2 separate regions of the Homo sapiens genome follow, and region 1 is linked to region 2. A link is an interaction called in ENCODE POLR2A ChIA-PET data of the cell type or tissue named here. Cell type or tissue: CD4-positive, alpha-beta T cell. All regions are shown on one strand. Region 1 overlaps SH3KBP1 (SH3 domain containing kinase binding protein 1). Region 2 overlaps SH3KBP1 (SH3 domain containing kinase binding protein 1).

Region 1 (8,000 bases), 65 kb before region 2:
TTTTTGTAGAAAAATAACAAACACATATCAGGCTTACAACAAACGACTGGCTAGAAAATGAATTATCTTTCTGGTTCCTGCCTGCATTTTACAAATTTTAAGTATACACATTATTTAAGAAAAAAAATACTTGTGTTGGTGGTTTAAAAAAAAGGAAATTCATGACATTTGCTCAAGTGGAAGAGGAAAAAGAGAAAAACAGTTGGGAAAATACCTTAGAAAAGTCATTTAAATTATTGCCAATGATGGTGTCCTCTTTAAAAACTCAGTTATTACCAACAATAAGAGAGTCTGTTCATCTTCTGGGAGCGCTGTTAGGGGAAATCCACTGGTACAGCTGAAGAGTAATCTTTCAGTAAAGGGAGTTAGCACCACCTTTAACAGCTTTGGGAAGCTTTGTGACCTTCAAAGCAGAACCAAAGAGAGAAAGAAATGGAAGGAGGGAGGTCAAATGAAAGCTAGCAATCAGAAAAAAATAAGGCCCAAACAGCCTGGGGCCAGTTTTTGTTTTTTGTTTTTTTTTAGAAGAAAATTCGAGGCCTAATAAGGGCGATTTCCTCAGCTTCCTGAGTCACCACCCATGCTCCCCCCATTTCCTCTCCGTTCCAACATTGAACATGAAAATTAACTGGAGCTGTAAAAATCATTCCCAGGGAGAAGAGTTTCTGCAGTAGAGAAAGTCAAAGGAAGCATTCAGAATTCTAGGAATATCCCATGGAGATGGGCGAGGACAAATGTAATGCAAAGTGAAAAGTGTGTGGGTGGTTTGTCAGGGAAAAGGGTCGGGAGGAGGATGTAAACCACAAATTAAACACGATTCTAAAACTTCCAGCTGGCTCTTCCTCCTCATCTTCCCCCACTCTTGTGACAGGTGTGACAAGATCATGAGAAAACCTGTTCACTGTGTGGGGCTTTGGGGCACACCCATTTTTGCTAAGTGTAACCTTTCTGCAACTTGTAAGAAACCATATGTGGCATTGACCCAGGCCAGTGTGCTCCATCTGGCAAGTGTTTCTGGGGTAGCCCGTTTACAGCGAGTGGGAGAGGCAGACCCATAGACACAGAAAAACAGAACCCCCATACACAGAGACACTGATGCACAAGCATAGAGACTCACATAGAGAATACAGATAGGCACACAGACACAAATAGGAGAGAAACCCATAAGAAGAGATCTCCCAGCCTCCAGGGTGGCCCATGACACAGGTAGCCTTAGTAGCTGTGTTTCATTCCTCCTTCCACCTCTGGCTCTCCGAGCTGTCACTCATCCCAGAGGTTCCTTTGTCCTAGATCACAACTTGCTCTTTGGAATTGTACCTCACTTCAAATTATTCAAATTTAGCACAATGTATATTTGTATTTTCTAAAACCGTAAATCCACAGGTTTGTGTGCATATCTGAGTCATCTGCATTCACTAGTCTCTTACCTACTGCTTTCACAGATGTGGGCTCATACTTCTGAACTCAAATGCAAATTTTCTCAAGCAATTCAGTCTCTGTCTCTCTCTCTCTCTCACACACACAAACACACACACACACACACACACACACACGTGCATGCACACACAGACACACACACACCCCCCTATAAGAATCATCATTTTCAGCCAGGCGCAGCGGCTCACGCCTGTCATCCCAACACTTTGGGAGGCTGAGACAGGCGGATCACAAGGTCAGGAGACTGAGATCATCCTGGCTAACACAGTGAAACCCCATCTCTACTAAAAATACAAAAAATTAGCCAGGCGTGATGGTGGGCGCCTGTAGTCCCAGCTACTTGGGAGGCTGAGGCAGGAGAATGGCGTGAACCCGGGAGGCGGAGCTTGCAGTGAGCCAAGATCTCACCACTGCACCCCAGCCTGGGCGACAGAGCGAGACTCCGGCTCGAAAAAAAAAAAAAAAAAAAAAAAAAAAAAAGAATCATCATTTTTCTGGACTGGTGTCTCCTTCCCAGGTCCTCACTGATGGTGCCACTGTCACTGTGTGAAAGGCATGTGGCTCTGGGGAGAAGAAGCTCATGTCCTGAGAACACCCTGTCACCCTTTCATAGAAAACGGAATTAGCAGCTGTTTGTCAGCATTTGCAAATGTTACATGGCTTGAAAAGGCAGAATTCTGGGAACTCAGTAGCTGCCCTGTCACCAAGGTCAAATGGTCCTCATGGCTCAAAAACTCTCCCAGCCCTCCTATAGGGTCTTTTTTGACTGTCTTTTTTTTAGGGCTTCACCCTGATTTTATCCTTTTCCTCCTATTTCTGGTATGAAATAAAAGTACTTGATTTCCTACTCTGTAATGTGTGCTTTGGTTTTCATCTTACCTTTTATAAACAACTGTTTGAGCAAAATAAAAATACATCTTTGCATAGATCCTTTGGTTAATCTTCAGTGATGCTCACTTGGTTAACTTTTAAGAAACCTAAGCCGCCGGGCGCGGTGGCTCACACCTTTAATCCCAGCACTTTGGGAGGCTGAGGCGGGCGGATCACGAGGTCAGGAGATCGAGACCATCCTGGCTAACACGGTGAAACCCCGTCTCTACTAAAAATACAAAAAATTAGCCAGGCGTGGTGGCAGGCGCCAGGAGTCCCAGCTACTCAGGAGGCTGAGGCAGGAGAATGGCGTGAACCCAGGAGGCGGAGCTTACAGTGAGCCGAGTTCACGCCACTGCACTCCCCTGTCTCAAAAAAAAAGAAAGAAAGAAAGAAAGAAAGAAAGAAAGAAAGAAAGAAAGAAAGAAAGAAAGAAGAAACCTAAGGAAATTCTAGTTTATACTGCCTTCCCCAATAAATATGGGGGGTTTATTAACTTTATTAACACATAGAAAAATGAATCCTCAGCTTTACATTTTAAAAATTATATTCTTTAAATTACAGAGAAATCCAAAAAGGTTTAACTAGACAAAAAAAGTAATCATCAAAGGGGTCTTCCTACTTTACAAAGCTAGACCCCCACACCTGGCCAGACCTTCTATGAGAGCATCAAGGCTTCTGAGGGGAGCGCATTGGTCCCCTCATTCTCCTCCCCCAAGCCCTCTCTGTTTAGTAGTGTCACACAGACTTTTCACAAAGGATTTGTCACCAGTCCACAGATCACAGTCTCTGGAAATTCCACCTGTGGTTTGACATCAGGGGACTTTATCAGACTGGAGGGCAGAAACCATCCAAACTGACTTGAGGCAAAATCTCTCCACAGGTCTTCACGAGTACACAACAAGAATTCTGAAATTGAGGCCCTGTAACATCCACTCTGTTCCATCAGCCTCACTGAGGTAAAGTACCACACCAATGTCAAAAGCTCCAAACACACCAGGAAAGCCGACGACATCACAGAACTAGAGAAATGTTTCTCATCTCAAATGTTCACTTGGTTTCTAAACAAATCTAAATATTGGGTGGGCTTGGTTTGCTTTCAATTAACTGCTCTTATTTAGCCTGTAAGCCTTTTCTGGAAAGTCTTCCCCCACATTTTCAACTATTGATTTAAACATCAAGCCTCGTTCAATGTTTCTCACAAAATATTAGCACTGTATCTTACACTCACGTGCCTGCTTACTCTAACTCACTCATTACCAGGGAAAATTGAGTGCCAACATTAACTCTAAATGGAAGAATTAGTTGTATTAGTCCAGGATTGACTCCAGTCCATTAATAAACCACACAACTAATTAGTCCTTGGTCTATTTGGAGTACGCAGGCCCTGGACACCATCATCCTGCATCATGGACACCACCGCTCCTCTGCTCTGTGTCTAATTCATCTTTTTCAGAGACTTACCCCTATTCATGCTTCTTAATGAGCCAAAGGCACTAAAGATCTGCTTTAAATGGCCTTTCAGGAAAATTACCTTCTCGATTACAGCTAGGAAAGTATCTTAGCAGCTGTGTTTTCACTGAAACAGCCATAATATCAGAAGATTTGCAAGCTACTTCACATTTATTATCCCCCATTGATATTTAATAATTCTACTTGCAAGTACCACAGCCTAATTTGTCCCTTGCAAATTGCCAAGAATAAGATGTTGTCCTCATCCCATGGTGTCCGCAGGGAGCTCGCCTGATATTTAGCACAAATGTGACTAGCCCAAAGGACAACAGAGTGTGCCAAGAATTCATTCCCCCATCCCCCAAAAGGAATTGGCTACTACAGCTAGCTTACAGGAAAGAAAGACCTCAGAAGATACTTTCCTCAAAATGCTCTAAAGTCAGAAGTCTCAAAATAACATGTCAATGTCCACGCTTCCACATGTGAGCCATAAGCGCCCTGTGCTGTTGGAGGAAATCTGATGTGGAAATGTTTTATGGCCTGAGATTCTTGCTCAAGTGGCCTAGCAGGGCCTAAGAGAAGATGCTGGGGGAGAAATGAAAGCAGGAGGGAAAGACTGCCTCACAGATTCAACTCCCTGGAGAAAACCCTCAAAAAGAGTGGGAGTGGATGAGGTATCCACTGGGCAGTGATGTCCCTGGGCCAACAGACAACAGAATTAAGTCTATATCAAGCAGAATCCCATGGAAAAAATAAAAGAATTTTTTTTAAAAAAAGAATTCTAAATCTAGCTTGACAACCTGGTTTTTTTTTTTTTTTTTTTTTTTTTTTTAGAGAGAGACAGGGTCTCACTCTGTCACCAAAGCTGGAATTCAGTGGCATGATCATAACTCATTGTAATCTCAAACTCCTGGGCTCAAGTGATCCTCCCACCTCAGCCTACTGAGTAACTGGGACCACAAGCGCACACCACCATGTCCAGCTAATTTTTTCTTTTTAATTTTTTGTAGAGACAAGGTCTTGCTACGTTTCCCAGGATGGTCTCAAACTCCTGGCCTCAAGTGATCCTCCTGCCTCAGCCTCCCAAAGCACCAGGATGACAGGTGTGAGCCACTGCACCCAGCTGACAGCCTAGCTCTTTAAGCCACTTCCTCTCTTAGTTTTCACAGACACCCTCACCATCCTGAATATTTTAACATACCTCTGATTTAAACCAAACCACCAACCGCCTGCCACCTGAATCTGTACTGAAAGACCACACAACCACCCCAAGACTGGAAAGACACATTAAAAGATCACTGAGCAAGACAAACTTGAATGAAGATTTCCTCCATCTCCCTTAACCCTCTCCAGCTGCCATCAGTTGTCTTTAAGCCTTTGAGGATAAAAAAGGTATGCCCTTGAGCCTCCAAATGACAATGCAATTTGAGGAACCACAGTCCACTCCCCATTTCACTAAGGACTGCAGCTTCCACCAGCAACTGGCCAGGGCTGTGTGCTACAGGGTCAAGTGGGAGGGTTAGACACAGAGCCTGGAGCCAAAGGGATCCTTCCAGAAGAAACTGCCCTGCCCTAAATACAGGGGAAAATCCCACCAAGAGGAGAGGAGAGGAAGTCAACAGAAAGGGCCAGGGCTGAAAGGTTATAATGTTCAGTACAGCCTTGGGCCAGCTGAAACACAAAGGCATGTGGCAGGCTGAGGCCCCAGCCTGCCCATACCTGCTGGCTTTCTGGATGAGTTCCTGTGAAGCCTTAAGGACCTGGGGCTCTGTTTTTAACCCCCTAGTTCTCACCCCCACTACTTGAAGGAATTTGAATGAGCCACTGCTTCTTATACTCTGAAGGGCCTGTCTAAAGCTGCATTCATTGGTGGAACAGGCACACACCACTGCTAGGCGCTACCCCTAGAAGTCTGGACGGGCTCCCTAGATGCAAGGGTCTCAAACACACCAGTCCTCCAGCGCCTTATTCTGCCTACTTGGAAGCAATTGCAGGGGAAGAGGGGCAATGAGGGGTGGGCCAGAGCAGTAGTTCTCAAAGTGGAGTTCCACACCAGCAGCATCACCAGAGAACCTGTTAGAAATGCAGACTCTCTGGCCCCAGCCCAGACTATTGAACTAGAAGGCATGGGGTGGGGTCCAGCAGTCGGTGTTTGAGCAAGCCCTCCAGGAGGTTCTAACGTATGCTCTGGTGTGAGAGTCACCACCCAGAGAAACAAAAAAGGTTGAGGCTACAGGAGGGGCCGAGATCCTCTGGAGCAGCTGGCTGGATCCCACCCCGTGTGGGGGCAGGGATTCCTTCATATCCTACTCCTCCAGGAAGAAAAAAAAGCTGGAGGAAACACTTCCTTCTCATCAGGAAACACTATAGCAGTGGAAAGCTCAGAGAACACAGCAGTGCAGAAAATGAAAGGGGAAAATTCGGCCGGGTGCGGTGGCTCACACCTGTAATCCCAGCACTTTGGGAGGCCAAGGCGGGTGGATCACGAGGTCAGGAGTTCGAGACCAGCCTGGCCAAGATGGTGAAACCCTGTCTCTACTAAAAATACAAAAATTAGCTGGACACGATGGCGGGCGCCTGTAATCCCAGCTACTTGGGAGGCTGAGGCAGGAGAATTGCTTGAACCCAGGAGGCTGAGGTTACAGTGAGCCGAAATTGTGCAACTGCACTCTAGCCTGGGAGACAGAGCAAGACTCCATCTCAAAAAAAAAAAAAAAAAGAAAAGAAAAAAAGGGGAAAATTCAGACTTACCCTCTCCTTGGAACTCACTCAATTCCTCCTTGACCTAAGGAGCCTGGCAATCGGGCAGATACGAAGTGAATACACAAGTCCCGACCTCTTCACATACTTCCCAAGGATCTGAGAACTAGGAAGGCCAGTAAATATTCAAGAGACTACAATCCTTGTGAAAAGTGGGAAAACGGAATCGAAAGGCCAGTAGGTGTGATCTGAGGAAGGTATCGTCACTCCCATGACTGACTTTCCACCTATGAGGAGTAGTGTGCTACAGATAGTTGAAGCAGCAGGGGCTTCCAGGAGTGACACATTGGGCTGCTTTACAAGGGCAGAACCGACTAGTGGAGGTTGGAAATTGAGTAAGGATAAAATTACAACAGATAAGAAAGTGATTACATGTGGGTCCAGCATTTTGTTCCTTTCTATTTCACCGCTGCTCAGTAACAACCTACACTTCACTTTTTGATGCCATTGTCATTCACTCATTCATTCATTATTTGCTCATTCATTTTGTTCAACAATGAAACCAATGCTCAAGCAGATGGAGGTGGCTGGGTGCAGTGGCTCACACCTGTAATCCCAACCTTTTGGGAGGGCGAGGTGGGCAGATCACTTGAGCCCAGGAGTTTGAGACCAGACTGGACAATATGACAAAACCCTGTCTCTATAAAGAAAAGAAATTAAGGTAGCCAGGTGTGATAGTGTGCACCTGTAGTCCCAGCTACTTGGGAAGCTGAGGTGGGAGGATTGCTTGACCCCAGGAGGTCAAGGCTGCAGTGAGCCATGATTATACCTCTGCACTCCAGCCTGGGTGAGACAGCAAGACCCTGTCTCAAAAAAAAAAAAAAAAGGAGGAGGAGAAGGAGGTGAGAGTTAGCAAGATGTGCTAACATCATGTATTGGGGGTTCACATTTCCTATTATCTGCTTGGCTTTAGGTCTAGTTTCCAGGAAAACAGCACTTTATTTTTTTTTTATTATACTTTAAGTTTTAGGGTACATGTGCACATTGTGCAGGCTAGTTACATATGTATACATGTGCCATGCTGGTGCGCTGCACCCACTAACTCGTCATCTAGCATTAGGTATATCTCCCAATGCTATCCCTCCCCCCTCCCCCCACCCCACAACAGGCCCCAGAGTGTGATATTCCCCTTCCTGTGTCCATGTGATCTCATTGTTCAATTCCCACCTATGAGTGAGAATATGCAGTGTTTGGTTTTTTGTTCTTACAATAGTTGACTGAGAATGATGATTTCCAATTTCATCCATGTCCCTACAAAGGACATGAACTCATCATTTTTTATGGCTGCATAGTATTCCATGGTGTATATGTGCCACATTTTCTTAATCCAGTCTATCATTGTTGGACATTTGGGTTGGTTCCAAGTCTTTGCTATTGTGAATAATGCCGCAATAAACATACGTGTGCATGTGTCTTTATAGCAGCATGATTTATAGTCCTTTGGGTATATACCCAGTAATGGGATGGCTGGGTATATACCC
Region 2 (8,000 bases):
CATGAGATCTGATGGTTTTATAAGGGACTTTTCCCCCTTTTGTTTGGCATTTCTCCTTCCTGCCACCATGTGAAGAAGGATGTGTTTGCTTTCCCTTCTGTCATGATTGTTAAGTTTCCTGAGGCCTCCCCAGCCATACTGAACTGAGTCAATTAAACCTCTTTCCTTTATAAATTACCCAATCTTGGGTATGTCTTTATTAGCAGCACAAGAACAGACTAATACACCATCCGACAGAGGTAACACCCATCTTGCAGCAACAACACGTGTAAAGACAGGTGGCATAGAGGGCCTGGCTGGCCAAGCCAATGTCTCAGACCGCCTACATCAGAACCACAACTGCCCTCTCAACAGATGAGCTCTTACGCATCAATTCCATGTTACATTGTTTTCCTGATCTATGAAAATCTCTCATACTTGGTAATGAGCAAAGGCAACAGGTAAGAAAGGTGGGTCTTCTCACTGACAAAGTGCCAATGCAAATTAGCAGCATTAACCAATCCAAAAATTAGTTAACTTATGCAATTCATTTAGACTGGACTTCTCCTCATGACCACCTCAATATGAACCAATTTCATAACACTTTTTTTTTTTTTTTTTTTTTTTTGAGATGGAGTCTCACTCTGTCACCCAGGCTGGACTGCAGTGGCGCAATCTCAGCTTACTGCAACCTCCACCTCCCACGTTCAAGCGATTCTCCTTGAATGCATGCCACCCCACCCAGCTAATTTTTGTATTTTTAGTAGAGACGGGGTTTCACCATGTTGGCCAGGCTGGTCTTGAACTCCTGACCTCAGATGATCTGCCCGCCTCGGCTTCCCAAAGTGCTGGAATTACAGGCATGAGCCACCGTGCCCAGCCACCTTTTCCTTTTTTATTTGCAGATCCGTATGAATGAATGAATGAATGGCAAATGAATGAATACAAGGATAGCAAAAATTAGATAAATCCCCAGTGGTAAATTAGCAATTCAGAAATTATGATAAAATAATGGAAGAGGAAAAGTTAAATGAGCTCTGTAAAGCATGCATATGCTAAAATTAACTCAAAATAGTTCACAGACCTAAGTGTAAGAGCTAAAATTGTAAAACTTTTTATAAGAATGGATAGGAGAAAATCTTAATGACCTTAGGTTTGGCAAAGATTTCTTAAATAGGAGACAAAAAGCACAAATGAGTAAAACAACAACAACAACAACAACAACAACAACAACAACAACAAACCAACTTCAATACACTGAGATAGGTTTTAAGCATCCATTGAGATGATGGGAGAAAAAAATTACAATGTCTATTCATTTTGTTTTAACTTTAAAAAAGTAATAATTCAACTTCTCTATTGTTCCATTGACAGAATGACACAGGTTCCTTCACCCAGTCTCCAGGACACACAGTCAGGGATCCTTTAAGGGGCAGGAAGCAGCCAGAGGGACAGTGGAATCAAGGAGTACCACCAGAGCAAGCACCAGCATTCCATGTGATGCTAACTTCTCTAGGTCTCAGTTGTATGTCAAAGCTAATAATTCCCATCTGATATGGTTTGACTGTGTCCCCACCATGGGGTGCCCTGCAGTTCTCTGGTGCCTCCTGGTACAGCCTCCTTATGGCTATGACCCCTTCTTGCTGAAATCACCCTCACAAAGTGGGTCAGCTGCTTGAAAAGATCTGTGTAAAGAAAGTAGGAGCTGTAGACAACACGAGGCCAAGTGCCAAGAAAATGGGAGAGCTGGCCGGGCACGGTGGCTCATGCCTGTAATCCCAGCACTTTGGGAGGCCAAGGCCGGCGGATCACAAGGTCAGGAGTTTGAGACCTACCTAGCCAACATGATGAAGCCCTGTCTCTACTAAAAATACAAAAATTAGCTGGGCTTGGTGGTGGGTGCTTGTAATCCCAGCTACTCTGGAGGCTGAGGCAGGAGAATCGCTTGAAACCGGAAGGCGGAGGTTGCGGTGAGCCAAGATCATGCCGCTGTACTCCAGCCTGGGGAAAAGAGCGAAACTTTGTCTCAAAAAAAAAAAAAAAAAAAAGAAAAAAAGAAAAGGAAAAAAAGAAAGAAAGAAAATGATAGAGTTGCCACTTCAGCTTCTGCTGGGAGCTCTTTGCCCACCACATGGGGAAGACACATCAGATCTTACGGGGAGATGGCCCCCAAACACTCAGTTATCAAGATCATTCATAATATGGGTTTCTTTCCACCCCTGACATTGGTGTAAGTGTGGAACCATCAGGATTAGCAAGATATTTTAAAACTATGTACCTGAACCATGAAGAAAATGTCTTCATTTTTCCACCAATGTCTAAAGTCATACAATACTCAATTTTATGTGTTTCAAAAGTTTGTTAAGCCTAATAATAACAGCGTAGGAGCTTCTCTGGGGTTTTCTTGATCTTCAATTAGTACAGGAATATATGTACACAATCTATACATAATTAAGAAGATACTAAAAAAAAAAAACAAAATTTTTTTTTTTTTTTTAGACAGGGTCTGGCTCTGTTGCCCAGGCTGGAGTGCAGTGGCACCATCTCAGCTCACTGCAACCTCTGTCTCCCAGGCTCAAGTGTTCCTCCCACCTCAGCCTCCCAAGTAGCTGGGACTACAGGTGCACACCACCATGCCCAGCTAATTTTTGTATTGTTTGTAGAGACAGGATTTCACCGTGTTGGTCAGGCTGACTTCAAATGTTCTGCCTGCCTTGGCCTCCCAAAGTGCTGGGATTACAGGCGTGAGCGACCACCCTGGCCATTGCCCTTTCTTTAAACTTAAGTAATCATGCACAGCCTCCTTGCCTTCTGGCCACAGCTAGGTCCTGACTGCCTCCACATCACCTTCCAAGCTCTTCTAGACCCAAGGCCTCTCTGGCCCCTGCCACTGAGGCAATCCCAAGCTGTGTCTTGTCTTCCCTGTGAGCCCCTGAATGCCTTCTGGGTATGGATCACCCTTAGTTCTGCTGGGGCCCCTATAAGCATCCATGACATGCAGTAGGTGCTCAATAAAGACTTGATCAACTGACCACTCAGCTTGCATTTTATGATGATAGACCGTTCCCAGCCCAACAAAGGTGCTACTAAAATGTCAAGTGTCAATCACATTTTGCAAATTGAGTCATATTCTTCCGTGCACTAAGGGAGCTTGCTATTTAAAAGATCCTGTGGTTAATTCTTTTGTAACATGAATAATTACTTCCTGCTTTACCTTTCCTGTCAAGATGAATTTTTTTTACATATCAGGTTTCTCTAAGAAGAGGAAACCTGTGGCTTTGTTAAGAGCTCATAAATCATGAGGATATGTCTCTCCTACCCACTCTAAGGGCTCTTTCCAGTGCCCTCTGCAAGCCTTTGAAAGGTTTAGAACTTTGATGTCCAATACAGTGTCACTGCAAATGTGGCTAATGACTACTTGGAATGTGGCTAGTCTGAACTGACGTGTGCCATAAGATACATCCCAAGTTCCAAAGACTTGTTTAGAAAAAAATAATGTGAAATAGCTCATTATTTTCACATCAATTGCATGTTGAAGTGATGTTTTAGATCTGTTGGGTTAAATAAATATATTATACAAATTAATTTTACCTTTTTAAAATTTTATTAATGTGACTACTAGAACATTTAAAATGACATGTGGCTTGTATCACGTCTCTATAGAACAGAATGGTTTAGGATAATACTTGGCAAACAGGTGGTGAAGATCTTGGATGATACAAACACAGCCAAAATTATATCACAAGAGCCCAGAAGAAAGTCTATGCCCCCAAAACCCATTTCCTTGCCTTCGAGAGGCTGCAGGTAACTGCAGGAAGGATGAAACATTACCTATGATTTTTTTAAAGTGGTACCCTTTGAGAAATTACCTCTGGGTATGAGCAGAAAATTAAAACATTAAGCTAAATAAAATACATCAGAGGTGTAATTAGGATAACAGTAAACAAAATCCCATATTTAAAGACACCATAAATTACAAAACTTAAGAACATCTCCCTGTCAGAAAAATACCACCCTCCAGCTGTGTGCTGTGCCAAAAGGCCAGCCTCCACAAGTTTGCTACATCTACAGTCACTGCAAAAACCAATGCTACAGTTAACCCCATGTTACAAAAAGATAGAGCCAGGGGAGATAAGAGATCTGCTTAGAAATGCAAAACACTTCACCCTCCCCTATCTCTACCTTCAAACTTGCTGGAATGTCTCCTCCCCCAAAGACGAAATGGGTGGTTTTTAACTGTGGGTTGGCTAAGCCAGCTGCCTAGCAGCTTCTCAGGGCCAGCTTCTCACTATGGCGGTGGTGGTGGCGGTGGTATATCCGTGGCCCTGCTCTGTGACCCAGTCCTTCCCTACCTCCCTCTGCTCACTGTCCTTCCTGTCTCCTAGGACCAGTTCACCTCACTATAATTTCACACTGACTTACCCCAACTAGACTGCAACCTTCATCTGGGAAAAGCCCTTATCTTTGCCAGGATTCTAAATCCTTCACCTAGCATCCTGTCTGCTTCAATAAATATTTGAATAAACCAGAAAGCATGAAGGAGAATGAAAGTTTCCAATTAATTTCCTCCGCTGTATACACATATACACAATGTCACAGAGGTCTCAGTGCAGTAAGCTTTAATCATTTCAGAAGTAGAAATGTTACACACTTACTGCTTTTGCACTTATTGTGTTCTGTGAATTCTGAAGAATAAATTTTTAATTTTAGTGTTTTGTTTCAGTCCTCTGAAGGGCATAGAAAATCAAGAAGTAATTTTTTGCCAAAACAGACTTCACCAAAAAAGATCATGAGTACTGATCATTAGAGATGGAAAGAACATCAGATATCATCTAGTCTATTTTTTTTTCCTGAATTTTACAAATGAGGAACTGAGGCCTAGAAGGTTCCATGACTTAGGCTTAGAGACATTGAGAGGTAAATAATGGCAGCATCAAGCCCAGGGCTACGTTCTCCTAAATTATGGTCCACTGGAGAGAAGGAAGGATTTAAAAGAGAAAGCAGAGAAACCTGAGACCAGCGAGATACAGACTTTCACACCATTGATGCGGGCGGGGGGGTGGGGGGGGGCTCTTTTTTTCTTTCATGTATAACATAGTTTCCAGAATACCCAGAAAAAGTTACACCAGTCAGGAACATATTTAAAAAAAAACTATGTTCAAATCTAAAAAGACAGAAAACCAATCAGTGGCTGCCTAGGGCCGGGGATGGGAATGGGGATGGACTGCAGATGGGTATGAAGAATCTTTTTGGGGTGACGGAAATATTCTCAAATTAAATTGTGGTGAGAGTTACAGGATGCTGTAAATTTACTTGAAAAGTATTAAACTGTACACTTAAAATGGGTGAAATTTTATACCTCAGTACAGCTTTTACAAATAAAAATTGGCCGGGCGCAGTGGCTCACGCCTGTAATCCCAACACTTTGGGAGGCCGAGGCGGGCAGATCACAAGGTCAGGAGTTCAAGACCAGTCTGACCAACATGGTGAAACCCTGTCTCTACTAAAAATACAAAAATTAGCTGGGTGTGGTGGCACGTGCCTGTAATCCCAGCTACTCAGGAGGCTGAGGCAGGAGAATAGCTTGAACCCCAGAGGCAGAGGTTGCAGTGAGCTGAGATCATGCCACTGCACTCCAGCCTGGGTGACAGAGCAAGAATCCATCTCAAAAAAATAATAATATTAAAATTAAAAGTCTAAACAATATATATTTAAGAATTTATTATTGTAGATTGTCGGTCATTGAGGTGGTAGACTGTGTTTGTGCCCTAGCAGGAGAACACTCCCCATGCAGGGAGGGGAACTGTTTGGGGGAACTTCCCCTCCACCATGAGATAGTTTGATGGGACTGTCCATCAACATGCCCTGCCCTCTGCCAGCCAATGTATGACATAGGACCCAACTGTGATCAAAGCAATGTGACAAACACTGGAGACGGCTGGAGCAGATTCCCCCACCAGGGCTCTCAGAAGTGAGATCCCTGAAGCTGCCCAGTTGCCATCTTTCTCAGACCTGATCCTCTAGCTTCTCCTTCCACCCTATAAACTACCCCAATGCCTTCTGATAAATCCTTTTTGCTACCTTAGTTAAGGAAGAGTTGGTTTCTTTTACTTAAAACCAGAGAACCGTAACAGATACTCGTGCATCAACTTTTTTTTTTTTTTTTTTTTTTTTTTTGAGACGGAGTCTTGCTCTTGTCCCCTGGGCTGGAGTGCAATGGCGTGATCTCGGCTCACTGCAACCTCCACCTCCCAGGTTCAAGCAATTCTCTTGCCTCAGCCTCCCGAGTAGCTGGGATTACAGGCACCTGCCACAACGCCCAGCTAATTTTTGTATTTTTTAGTAGAGAAGGGGTTTCACCATGTTGGTCAGGCTGGTCTCGAACTCCTGACCTCAGGTGATCTACCCACCTCGGCCTCCCAAAGTGCTGGGATTGCAAGCGTGAGCCACCATGCCTGGCCATACATCAACTTTACATACACACAGACTCTTCTCTATGCAAGTCTGCACAAGGCCAAGTTCTTACCATCCAGTGCCCTCCCATTAGTGTCAGGGCTGAAGGGTTTGGGGGTCTGAATTTCCCAGGTCAAGGCCACAGATACTGTGGGGATCTCCGCGTACAATAAAGCTGACCTACATACCAGCCACGTTTTCCTTTTGGTGTCTTCACAAACACACCACTAAGGGACATCAACCCAACAAGCAGGTAATTCCCAAGACCTGCATCTTAAAAACTGAACATCAGCTTCCCCAACAAAGACAGGCTCAGAACACGGACCCCAGTGACAGACAGTCCCTGGGCCTGAACTCTCTCCCTGGGCAGGAGGCAGCACACCTGTGGCTGGATGGCCTCTGGCAGGATTCAACAATGTCTGTAGCAGGCCCAGTAGCAGCTCAAAGAATTGGGGAGCAGCAGGGAAAGCAGAAAAGAGATGAATCAAGAAAGAAGAGAAAAAACAAACCCGGCTGTGTGAGAGGAAAGAAAGGCCCACCATTGCCTGCCTCAGACACCATTAAGGATACTCTTGTCACTTGCTGCTTTCCACGAAGGCCCAAGGAACCTGAGCCTCCCAGCCCATCTCTCCTCTCTTGTCACCTCTAAGCATGAGGTGTAGGAGAAAGCCCAGCAGGCCTGGGAGCAAATTCCAGCTTAGACATTCACTGGCTGTGTGACATGGGGTGAGATTCCTAGCTCGAGCCCACTTTCTTTGTGTTTAAAATCAGAAGGTGATCTGTGGCAAGGGTGAGACGTGATATCTGTAAACTGTATACAGAAGCTGCTCCATTAATGCCAGATGCTAGTCTTGCAGGTCATTATCATGCTATGCTGTGAGGGCTTCCCCGACATGCCCTCCCTACACACACCCTGGAATGGGAGCTCTTAAAGGGCAGATCTGAGCACCCTCTCCTCCTCGTCTGGTGTCTGGCACAAAGTAGGTGCTCAATAAATGTTGGTGACTGAGTGCACCATACGACACCAGGAGTGTCCTTACAAAGTACTGACCTCGAACTATACCTTACCATTCAACTCAAAGAAATGCAGTTACAAATGTGAGCCTTGTTATTTAACTTGAAGGCTAGAGAAAGCTGATGATCAACATGACCAGTTGGCCACAAAACAAGTATACGCCACTAGTCCAGGCCTCTCAAGTTACTGTGATCAGTCTTGATTTCACTCTTACCTTCACCACAACCAATGCCTATATAGCAGAGGGGCATTCAATCAAAGATCAGAATGAAATGCAGGGCCTGGATGGGAAAGCATTCACAAGACCTGTGGGCCTTGAGTCCCCTACCACTTGCCTTCTGAAGCCTCTGCCTCACCAGGGGCTGTCCCTGGAACAAAACCTCAAGGAGCAAAAACAAAGGGTTATCAAACGCTTCCTGAAATTAACCCCTGCAAACCTAACACACAGCTCTTTTAAGAATATGCATTAGAGGCCGGGCGCAGTGGCTCATGCCTGTAATCCCAGCACTTTGGGAGGCCAAGATGGGCAGATCACAAGGTCAGCAGTTCAAGA

The links. ChIA-PET counts read pairs that join two places held together with the same protein. Peaks named below come from ENCODE experiments on the same cell type or tissue, not always from the same donor. Only the 100,000 strongest peaks of a DNase experiment are listed, where the experiment ranks them.
Region 1: POLR2A ChIA-PET joins it to region 2 with 11 read pairs; 9 of 35 experiments call an interaction of 5 or more read pairs at or near these places.

What each region holds. Positions count from the first base shown.
Region 1 is chrX:19,771,970-19,779,969 of GRCh38, forward strand. All of the region lies in intron 2 of SH3KBP1 (SH3 domain containing kinase binding protein 1), which reads right to left. Among named protein-coding and RNA genes, the nearest start is that of SH3KBP1, 110 kb to the right of the region's middle. RefSeq lists silencers at 1,873-1,922, 4,994-5,043. In CD4-positive, alpha-beta T cell, no CTCF peak of the experiment used is centred here; DNase peaks (open chromatin) are centred at 332, 1,472, 3,132 and 4,982; H3K27ac peaks cover 2,772 bases.
Region 2 is chrX:19,836,880-19,844,879 of GRCh38, forward strand. The region is part of intron 1 of SH3KBP1 (SH3 domain containing kinase binding protein 1); the gene reads right to left. Among named protein-coding and RNA genes, the nearest start is that of SH3KBP1, 47 kb to the right of the region's middle. RefSeq lists an enhancer at 3,288-3,337. In CD4-positive, alpha-beta T cell, no CTCF peak of the experiment used is centred here; DNase peaks (open chromatin) are centred at 3,212 and 4,202; H3K27ac peaks cover 488 bases.